2 separate regions of the Homo sapiens genome follow, and region 1 is linked to region 2. A link is an interaction called in ENCODE POLR2A ChIA-PET data of the cell type or tissue named here. Cell type or tissue: endothelial cell of umbilical vein. All regions are shown on one strand. Links, peaks and the distances in the headings refer to the core of each region. The heading gives the core; the rest is flanking DNA.

Region 1 (5,384 bases), core at 214-5,213, 49 kb before region 2:
CTACAAAAAAATAAAATTAGCTGGGCATGGTGGCACATGCCTGTAGTCCCGGTTACTAAGACTTGGGAAGCTAAGGTGGGAGGATCGCTTGAGTCTGGCACATTGAGGCTACAGTGAGCTGAGATCACACCACTGCACTCCAGCCTGAATGACAGAGCAAGACCCTTTTAAAAAAAAAAAAAGACTTCTGTTGGGGAAGAGCTACAAAGGAAGTCAGACTGTTTTTCCACTTCAGAGTCTGGGACGCTTGGCATCGAGTAGGAGAGCTGAGGCCCTATATACTGTAGTTCGGTGATTTCAAACATGTGCCTTTGCTTTGATTCATATTTCTCCAACAAAGCTGTGAAATTATCCTGCCTAAGAGACAGTAGATAGGGGAAAAATGGCTGTATTCTTTATCTATACTGCTAGACTGGTCTTGCTTTAGGACAAGAATCAAGCTAGGTATGGATAGAGGCTACCCATAGACTCTCTAAAGGCCCAGGAACTAAACTCTTAGAAACTTTGTGTCTTTGCCTCCAGGAAAGGTGTGCCGTAGCCTGGAAAACTTGGGAATTGGTTCACAATATAAATGTCTCCAAAAACTATAAGTGAAATAACTCTCCAGCTAACTGGCTGGTGATTAAAAATCAATCTTTTCCCCATGTTTGGCACAGGATTATCTTATTTATAGGAGTACAAACAACCTCCCTGCTCCACAGCTTTACTCTCTAATATCCTAGGTTTACCCAGTTGGAAAGCTTAGTGGTAAAGGTTTATTAGCTTGAGTTGAAGAAATCTCATCAAAAATGCACTCAGTCGAGTTTGGCTCAAATATAATTTGCAGTATTGGGTGTGGCAAGCTTGAGGGGAAAGGCATTTCCTCTAAAATACGTAAGGACATAGAAAGCTGGCAGAAGGTTGGCTCACCTAGGATCGTTCTAACACCTTAGGGGTTTGTTCTGATTTTACACCATAGACTAAAACACACTTGTAATTCTCCATTGTTTGTGAGTGATCCACCCCATAGAAGTGGTATTTTCAGATCCTAGTATTATTTGCTCTTCTTTCTTGCCAGACGTCCGATCCCTATCTCTCCCTTTCCTGTCTCTGTGTTACTACAGTTTAGAAGACCAAACTGGACAATGGACTTTGCTCACTATGATGACATGATCTCCATTGACCTCCATTGTATGTACTTTAATGCATGATGATATATTTTGTATGATGAGTTGTAGCTGATGGCTGGTTTGTGAGTTAACTGGGGTCTCAGGTTTTGGTGACTCTGGGTCTAGAAGATGTAGAGAGGTGGTATAGGAGCTAGTGATAGAGGAGCTAGAGGGAATCGGAAGAACTAATAGTAAATGATTTGGACTGAAAAAGGAAAAGACTTTGATGATAGCCAGAAGACTTGAGGGCATAAAAACTTTTCAGATCAAATGATGAAATTAGTAAGAATGCCAATCTGGATTCTGCACATGATCTTTGGACCCTAATTGCCCAACTTAAATTTTCTCTATATTATTCTCATTGCCTCTAGTAAAATAGTTACATAGCACTCAAAGTTACTAAATTTAGTGTGTGACCATTCTAGTTGAGGGGTTCTCTCCCTCCACTGCCCTCCTGGAGCAATCAAATTGTATCACTTATTTTTGTGCATATCACAAACTACCTATGTTATCTGGCTCTTTGAAAACAATACTATAACTTGTTCAACTTGTATTTTGCACAGTGTCTTGTATTTTGCACAGTGTCTTAGAATGCCTTAGGGTGCTAGTCCTAAATACACTTGCTAAATATTCAATGAATGTGTTGACTTACTCTGGGGAAAGGGATAAGAGAAGCCACCACAAGCACAAGAAAATGCACATAAGCCCTTATCTAAGTGGCTAGAAGCTAAGTCATATGCTGGCAAGCTGGAATCTGCCCCATTCATTCATTCATTTTGAAATGGGTTCTAACTAAAATAAAGTATATTTATTATTTTATGATCCATGTATTGCATCTCAGAACCAGAATTTTGTTTTGTTTTGTTTTGTTTCTGCCCTGGTAGCCTGATCTAAGTTACTTCCAACAGTAACTTAGTAAGTAACAAGCTAAGTGTGCCCCTCTTTTCAGATTTATCTAAGATGCCCAAAAATATTTATGTTTTTTGCTTGTGATATAAAGTTGTTTTTTGGTTTTTTTTTTTTTGCTTGCGATATAAAGTATTTTTTAGTAAAGCTGCTGATTCAGTAGTACTTCACTTTGAGGAAATATGTTTTGAGGTCAGCCTATTGAGAAAGATTTCCTTGTGTCCCTCTCACACGGGTTGCCCATCCTCGAGGTTTTCATAGGCTTCCAGCTTCCTGTTCTCCTTAGCTCAATTGTTCACTATGACTGTGTGCTGGCATCTCGTCAGAGTCTTGCACATTTAAAGGAAGAGGAACTGTCTATGTGTTGACACCATATAAAGGTCTGCTGTATAGCAAGTTATTGTTTTTGTCTCTCTTGGACTAGATTGCCGGTTGCTTTCAACTGTGCTTGTGGGTTGAGCATAGCATGACTCATGACTGTTTAGAAGCTTGAGGATTGCCCTTACCTGATGTGTTAGTAAGTGTTCTCCAGAAAGCACCAATAGGATACATACATATGGATAGAGATGGGATTTATTCGGGGAATTGGCTCATGAGATTATGGAGGCTAAGTCCCACACTATGCCATCTCAAGCTAGACAATGAGGAAAGTCCATAACTGGTTCAGTTTAAGGCTGAAGGCCTGAGAACCCAAGGGGCTATTGGTGCACGTCCCGGAATCCCAAGGCAGGAGAACCTGGAGTTTCTGATGTCCAAGGGCAGGAAAAGAAGGGTGTCCCAGCTCCAGGAGGGAAGGAGGGGGAGAGACAGAGAGAGTTAGGGAGTCAGAGAAAGAGATTTATAATCCCTGAGAAGGAATTGTGATTACTCTTAGATAAAAAAGAACTGACACAAGATATCAAAGATATTTGTATATAGTGAATAGCCATGGATGATATAGTGTCTCCCTCAGGAGCAAAGTTATGTTTACTGCCCAATATAAAAGATTGGGGCTCCCTAAGCTTAAGTTTCCTCTCCCGGAATGCAACCCACTCCATGTGCAGTTGTTACCTGGCCCTCCCTGCATTGCAATGTGGTTATTTGGGTTTGGGTGGGGCTTGGGTAACCAATGCAAGAAAATGCTAATATTCTGGCTACTGCTATTGCTATAACTAATAAAGTCCTTTGTATGGGGGTAGAGGTGGGGAGAGAACTAATAATTTACAGCATAGTGGAAATCTTTGGAAACTTTCTCCCTCTTTCCCTCTTTTTTTATTTGCATTTCCCTGAGGCCTGTTTAAAGACTACTGTGAAAATCCAACCCAGGAAAACCTAAAGTGTCTGAGATTTTTCCTAGAAAATGGAATTCTGGGTTTTTCTGATTTTGTGTGTGCCTGTCTCTAGTTTCTGAAATACTCATTTGAGTAGGGCTTAGATTATGGGTTGTGGTGGTTGAAACAAGTTATTGTGGAGCTGGTTATTAGGTATGTGTGTGGCAAAGGGTAAATTGGGGCTGCCTCCTTGTCTTCACCTTCCTGCTTCCAGGTAAGTTCTTGCTTGCTTGCAGGACAGATTGTGATGAAAGCTTGTTATCCCAGGGTTGAACTCAGGCTATAATCCTGTAATAGAATTAGTAGACTTCGCAGAGAAATTAACCACTAGGCATCTGTCCCACAACCAAGTTCCTTTTGTATGTATGACACATTTATCAGAGCATTTGTAGATAAGGTCTAACTGAGTTCAGTTGGCATTTAATTCATTTCTAAGCCTGGATGATCTTGTAGTAATTGCAGCCAGATGTTGGCTTTATATTTTTATTCCTCGGTCTCAGAGCTAGGCCTTTCTTGGGCAGAGTGAGCTTTGGGAGTGATAGATGAGATTCTTCTCACTAAATGGTTCCATACCTGTGGGAGGGAGTTGAGGGTGGGTAGCTGTTTTTCTATGGTGACAGTTTGGTGCAGTAACCATAGATCATATGAAAGCAAGCAACTAGGTGTTACATTTTCAGCCTTACCTATAAGATTAGTGAGGTTCTGGGTAAAGGTTGACATTAAAGAGGGAGGACAGGAATAGATTTCATTTAAGCAATTAACTGGCCTTTAGAATTGGGGACAGGATATGAGTTGATTAGCTTCTTATTCAGTATTAGAGTATAGAAATGAAACTGTAAGAGGAATAAATTGTCAATCCTTCATGTTTGTATTTTCTTTTAGTGTCTACCATCAGAGGGAGATCTCTGCCCCCTGGGGCTGAGAGACCCCAACCTTTCCCCAAGCTGAAGCTGCAGGGTATTGAGGTACCAGCCAGATGTCTTCCCACAAAGGATCTGTGGTGGCACAGGGGAATGGGGCTCCTGCCAGTAACAGGGAAGCTGACACGGTGGAACTGGCTGAACTGGGACCCCTGCTAGAAGAGAAGGGCAAACGGGTAATCGCCAACCCACCCAAAGTAAGTCATCTTCCCAGGAGTCATCCCCTTGTTCAGTTTCTCTCCTTAGAACTCTGTCATTTTCTCTTTTTTAAGAGCTCACCGTCCAAAAGGAGGAACATTGCATCCTGGAAATGTCTCTATCCAAGTCCCTATGATACTGTTATAAACATCTTGTTGTCTGCTTTCCCCATTGTAAGCTTTTGGGAATGCACTCATCTTTGTAACACCAGTGCTTAGCACAAGGCCTGCAGTCCAATAAATAATCAGTAAATATCTGAATGAATGAAGGAAGCAGTCAATTAGGATTAGGTTTGACTTCATATAACACACAAAAATCCTTACAGTTTTGACAGGACAGAAGTCTCTCAAGCAAAAGAATTTCAGAAGTAACCAATCCAGGGCTGATATGGAGGATCCACCACTGTCAGGCACCTGTGTTGCTCTCCCATCACTCTTAATATGTGCCCATCATACCCACATTCTACCCCCCATGAAAGGGAAACGAGAAGAAAGGCCCTCTCTTTCCCTTTTATTTTTATTGAGATAAGATCTCGCCATGTTGCCTAGGCTGATCTTAAACTCCTAGGCTCAAGTGATCCTCCTGCCTCAGCCTCCCAAAGTGTTGGAATTACAGGTATGAGCCACTGTGCCCGGCCAACTCTTTGCCTTTTAAAGGGACTATCAGGGCCGGGCACGGTGGCTCACACCTGTAATCCCAACACTTTGAGAGGCCGAGGCAGGTGGATCACCTGAGATCAGGAGTTCGAGACCAGCCTGGCCAACATAGTGAAGCCCCCTCTCTACTAAAAACACAAAAATTAGCTGGGTGTGGTGGCAGTCGCCTGTAATCCCAGCTACTCGGGAGGCTGAGGCAGGAGAATCGCTTGAATCTGGGAGGCAGAGGTTGCAGTGAGCCGAGAT
Region 2 (5,384 bases), core at 157-5,156:
CTGCAGTAAGCTGAGATCACGCCACTGCACTCCAGCCTGGGCGACAGAGTGAGACTCTGTCTAAAAAAAAATCGGGTTGGGTATCCCTAATCTGAAAATCTTGAAATTCAAAATGCTCCAAGATCTAAAACTTTGAGTGCCAACATAATGCTCAAAGGAAATGCTCATTGAAGCATTTTGGATTTGGGGTTTCTGAATTAGGGATGCGCAAATAGTTGTGCAAAGAAATAATGCAGATATTACAAAAATCCAAAAGTGTCTGAAATCTGTAGCGCTTCTTGTCGTAAGCATTTCAGATAAGGGTTACTCAACCTATACCATGAAAGCCAGTGATGTAGTGGAAAGAACCTGGCACTAGGAGATAAGACATTTTGCTTACTTTGATTTTTACTCCAATTTCCGACACTCACTCTAGTAACTTGCTGTTTGGACAAGTCCTTTAACTTCTCTGGGTTACCAGTTCTTTATATCAACAGAGTTAATGTTCAGTCACTAAGGTACTTTCCAACACAGAAAAATGTTTCCTTTTTGCATGATAGCACTCATTATTTGCTTATTAAATTGAACTAAAAGCTAATGAAAATTTTTGTGAATCAGTAAACCCAGAAGATTCTTTGGAGGTACATTTCTTGCATATCTCTGAACAGGCAGCAGAAGGGGCTCCTGCTTGGTTAGAGAACTTGCTTATTGCCCTGACCTTAAGGGATTAAACTATAAATCTATATATCTTCATAGTCTTGAGGTTATTTTTCAGAAGTTCTAGAAGGGAAATGCTGAAGCAGTTTCCAATTAGATTCTTAGTATCGCTTTGTCAGTGCCTTAGCAGGTAGATTGTTCTTACCATCATGTCCTCTACCCATCTCTATGCATATTGGCTGCTAAACCAGCTACCAGGATAATGACTCTTCTGCATACAGCAGAAGGAAATTAAATTGACAGCCAAGTTAAAATAGCCTGCCAAATAAGGGATTTTTAGTTATTAACCTTACCCATTACTGTCTCAAAGAAGATATAATGGAAATTACTTTTCTAATTTGTGGCTGTCTCCTTTTTTGAACTAAAGATCAGTGCAAATGGAAATGTGAGTCTCTGAACCCTGTTATTTTAGCAGTCCTGCATCTGCCTTATTTCTCTAACAACGTGTCACAGCACACACACACTCCCCTTCCCCTCTTTCTAAAAATAATGACCATGCCACTGCCAGGTTCTTCAGTTTTAGAAATGTGCTTTTTCACACTGTTCTTGTAAGATGTCCTAGACAAGCTTTTCTCATTAAAAAGATAAAAATCTCACTTAACAAGTACTCCATCATTGGCAGAGAACAAACAGGCTTCTTTCAGGTTGACTCTTTCACTAGCTTTTTTTTACACGAGTCAGATTGTTTGAGTATTGGTCTCCAACTTAGGGTTAAAACATTAAAACCTTAGGAGTTCTTCTGGGGAAGAAGGACTTTCTAGGCACAAAATAGTGGAAGAAATGACAAAGAATAAAAACATATTTGAATAAATAAAAAAATCATATACAAAATTATGATAAATTAGGAACATAGGTTTGGAACAACCCTTTAAAGGGTTAAAGGGTTGGCCTGGCAGGGTGCCTTACGCCTGTAATCCCAGCGCTTTGGGAGGCTGAGGCAGGTGGATCACCTGAGATCGGGAGTTTGAGACCAGCCTGACCAACATGGAGAAATCCTGTCTCTACTAAAAATACAAAATTAGCCGGGCTTGGTGGCACATGCCTGTAATCCCAGCTACTCGGGAAATTGCTTGAACCTGGGAGGTGGAGATTGTGGTGAACCAAGATCGTGCCATTGCACTCCAGCCTGGGCAACAAGAGCAAAACTCCATCTCATAGATAGATAGATAGATAAATAGATAGATAGATAGATAGATACATAGATAGATAGATAAAGGGTTAAAGGGTTAAAACCATTTGTGTGTAAAGAGCTCATAAGAATGCATGAGACAGGGCCAAGAGCAGTGGCTCACACCTGTAATCCCAGCACTTTGAGAGGCTGAGGCAGGCGATGGAGCCCAGGAATTCGAGACCAGCCTGGCCAACAGGATGAAACCCTGTCTCTACTAAAAGTATAAAAATTAGCCAGGCATGGTGACGCATGCCTGTAATCCCAGCTATTGGGGAGGTTGAGGCAGGAGAATCATTTTAGCCCAGGAGGCAGAGGTTGCAGTGAGCCAAGATCACACCACTGCACTCCAGCCTGGGCCACAGAGCAAGACGCCGTTTCAAAAAAAAAAAGAAAAGAAAAAAATTAGTGGTCCCAGCTACTAGGGAAGCTGAAGTGGGAGGCTAGGAGGATGCTTGAGCCCAGGAGGTCGAGGCTGAGGCTGCAGTGAACCATAATTGCACCAGTGCACTCTAGCCTGGGCAGCAGAGCAAGACCTTGTCTCAAAAAAGAAAAAAAAAACAAGAATGCATGAGAGAAACAATAAAGATTTGAGTGTACAGTTCGCAGAAGGGCAAGTAAAGCTGGCTACTAGATACAAGGGAGGGAGTTCAACCTAATTAATAATAGGGTCTTATTAGTTATAAAGAATTAAACATAATTTTTTGCCTACCAGAGTGTCAGAGATTTAAAAACTATCCAGTGCCTCAGAAAGTAGAATGAGTTGGCACCTTTATAGTGTTGGTGGGAGTGTAATTGGTAACAGCTTCAAAAAGTCACCTTATGTCTCAAAGTAATTTTTTTTTTTTTTTTTTTTTTTTTTGAGACAAGGTCTCACTCTGGCTCCTAGGCTAGAGTGCAGTGGCATGATCTTGGTTCACTGAAACTTCACTTTCTGGGCTCAAGCAATCCTCCCACCTCAGCCTCCTCAGTAGCTGGGACTACAGGCGTATGCCACCATGGTGATCTATTTCATTTGTTTGTTTGTTTTGATACAAGGTCTCACTGTGTCACTATAGTGCAATGGCATGATTTTGGCTCACTGCAGCGTCCACTTCCTGGACTCAAGTGATCCTCCCACCTCAGCCTCCCAGGTAGCTGGGACTTGGGACTACAGGTGTGCACCACCAGACCTGGCTAATTTTTTGTATTTTTAGTAGAGACAGGGTTTTGCCATGCTGCTCAGGCTGGTCTTGATCTCCTGGGTTCATGTGATCTGCCTGCTTTGGCCTCCCAAAGTGCTAGGGTTACAGGTGTGAGCCACCATGCCTGGCTCAAAAAATTTTTTTCTAATTCAGGTTCATTACTCAGCATTCTTCCCATTTCTTTAAGAAAACAACCAGGAAAAGTTTCATATTCAGGATATTTATCACAGGGTTATTTATGTGATTGTTTATAACCCAAAATTATAAACCCTGAAATGCCTAAGAATATTATAACCATGTACTAAAAGAGTTATTCATATATTTGGAAAATGAAAAACATCAGGATACAATATAATATGGTCACATTTGTAGGTTTTTTTGTTTGTTTGTTTTTGGTGTTTTTTTTTTTGGACGGAGTCTCGCTCTGTTACCCAGGCTGGAGGGCAATGGTGTGATCTCGGCTCACTGCAGTCTCCACTTCCCAAGTTCAAGCGATTCTCCTGCCTCAGCCTCCCGAGTAGCTGAGATTACAGGCATGTGCTACCATGTCTGGCTGATTTTTGTATTTTCACTAGAGATGGGGTTTCACCATGTTGGCCAGGCTGGTCTCGAACTCCTGACCTCGTGATCCACTCATCTCAGCCTCCCAAAGTGCTGGGATTACAGGCGCTAGCCACTGTGCCCGGCCCCCATTTGTGTTTTATAAATGTGCAGAAACAAGGCTGGAAGGAAATTATGTTACATTTTGGTGTGTCTTTGTATTGTGGAACTATGGGTAATTTTTTTTTCATAATACCTGTCTGTATTTTCCAAGTTTTTTAGCAGTAAAAATGTATATTATATGTTTTATAATCACAAGGAAAATACTTTTCAATTCTTTTCAACAGGGAGGGGTAATACGTGAGTGGGGATGGTGATTATACTAGTCCTTGAGTTATTTTTAAATTTTCTAAAAGAAAATCATTTTTGTGCTAGAAAAAGCTGAACAGGCTAAATAAAGACTTCAGATTTAACTAAAATTATATCCATTCAGTGTGAAACACTGTTGCTCTCATAGTTATCAAAAGCTCTGTTGGCAGTTGCGGGGAAGTTAATTACTTAAACTCACTTTGGTAGACAGTCTGTCAAAACACAGGATCTGTCGGGAAAAATAATGAAGAGAGTCCTTCACAGCAAAGAAGTTTGGGAATCAGTGATCGAAGGATCCCAGCCATTTAGAGCCATAAAACCCCTGAGTGGCTGGTACAGTGGCTCATGTCTGTAATCCCAGCACTTTGGGAGGCCGAAGCAGAAGCATCGCTTGAGTTCAGGAGTTAGAGACCAGCCTGAGCAACATAGTGAGACCTCCTCTCTTTAAAAAATTAAAAAAAAAAAAAAAAGGTAGCTGGGTTTGGTGGCACACACTGTGCTCCCAGCTGCTCAGGAGGCTGAGGTAGGAGGATTGCTTGAGCCTGGGAGGTAGGAGGATTGCTTGAGCCTGGGAGGTCGATGCTGTGGTGAGCTGAGATTGTGCCACTGCACTCCAGCCTAGGTGACAGAGGAAGGCCTTGTCTTTTAAACAGAACAAAACAAACTCCTTTATACATCACACCAACACCTCTTACGAAGTTCCACTGTAGACATATAGTTACCAGAGTGTTTATTGGGAAAATTTCAGCCAACAGGAAGTACTGTCAGTTATCTGTGTTTTTAATATAATCTATTTCCTTTCTACTTCTTTTCTCCCACCCTTCAAAAGGTGCCTGAATGAAATCATATCAAGAAAGAGAGGGGTTTTTTCTTTATTTTATTTTTGAGACAGTCTTGCTTTGTCACCCAGGCTGGAGTGTAGCGGCATGATCTCGGCTCACTGCAACCTCCGCCTCCCAGGTTCAAGTGATTCTCCTGCCTCAGCCTCCGGAGTAGCTGGGACTACAAAATGCACACCACCACACCTGGCTAATTTTTGTGTTTGTATTTGTGTTTAATTTTTTTGAGACAGAGTCTTGCTCTGTCACCTAGGCTGGAGTGCAGTGGTGCGATCTCTGCTCACTGCAACCTGCATCTCCCAGGTTCAAGCGATTCTCGTGCCTCACCCTCCCAAGTAGCTGGGACTACAGGTGTGTACCACCACACCTGGCTAATTTTTGTATTATTAGTAGAGATGGGGTTTCACCATGTTGGCCAGGCTGGCCTTGAACTCCTGACCTCAAGTGATCCACCCGCCTCGGCCTCCCAAAGTGCTGTGATTACAGGCGTGAGCCACCACGCCCAGCCTTCTTTATTTTATGTTACTTTATTTTATTTTTTGAGACAAGTTCTCACTCTGTTCCCCAGGCTGGAGTGCAGGAACACGA

What was found. Peaks named below come from ENCODE experiments on the same cell type or tissue, not always from the same donor. Only the 100,000 strongest peaks of a DNase experiment are listed, where the experiment ranks them.
Region 1: POLR2A ChIA-PET joins it to region 2 with 11 read pairs; 7 of 35 experiments call an interaction of 5 or more read pairs at or near these places.

The regions. Positions count from the first base shown.
Region 1 is chr1:202,950,027-202,955,410 of GRCh38, reverse strand. It overlaps ADIPOR1 (adiponectin receptor 1), which reads left to right. Exons shown (of 8, transcript NM_015999.6): 2 at 4,247-4,481. The coding sequence starts at 4,341. Among named protein-coding and RNA genes, the nearest start is that of ADIPOR1, 5.6 kb to the left of the region's middle. In endothelial cell of umbilical vein, for the core only: no CTCF peak of the experiment used is centred there; a DNase peak (open chromatin) is centred at 2,490; H3K27ac peaks cover 766 bases.
Region 2 is chr1:202,900,502-202,905,885 of GRCh38, reverse strand. All of the region lies in intron 6 of KLHL12 (kelch like family member 12), which reads left to right. Among named protein-coding and RNA genes, the nearest start is that of RABIF, 14 kb to the right of the region's middle. In endothelial cell of umbilical vein, for the core only: no CTCF peak of the experiment used is centred there; no DNase peak of the experiment used is centred there.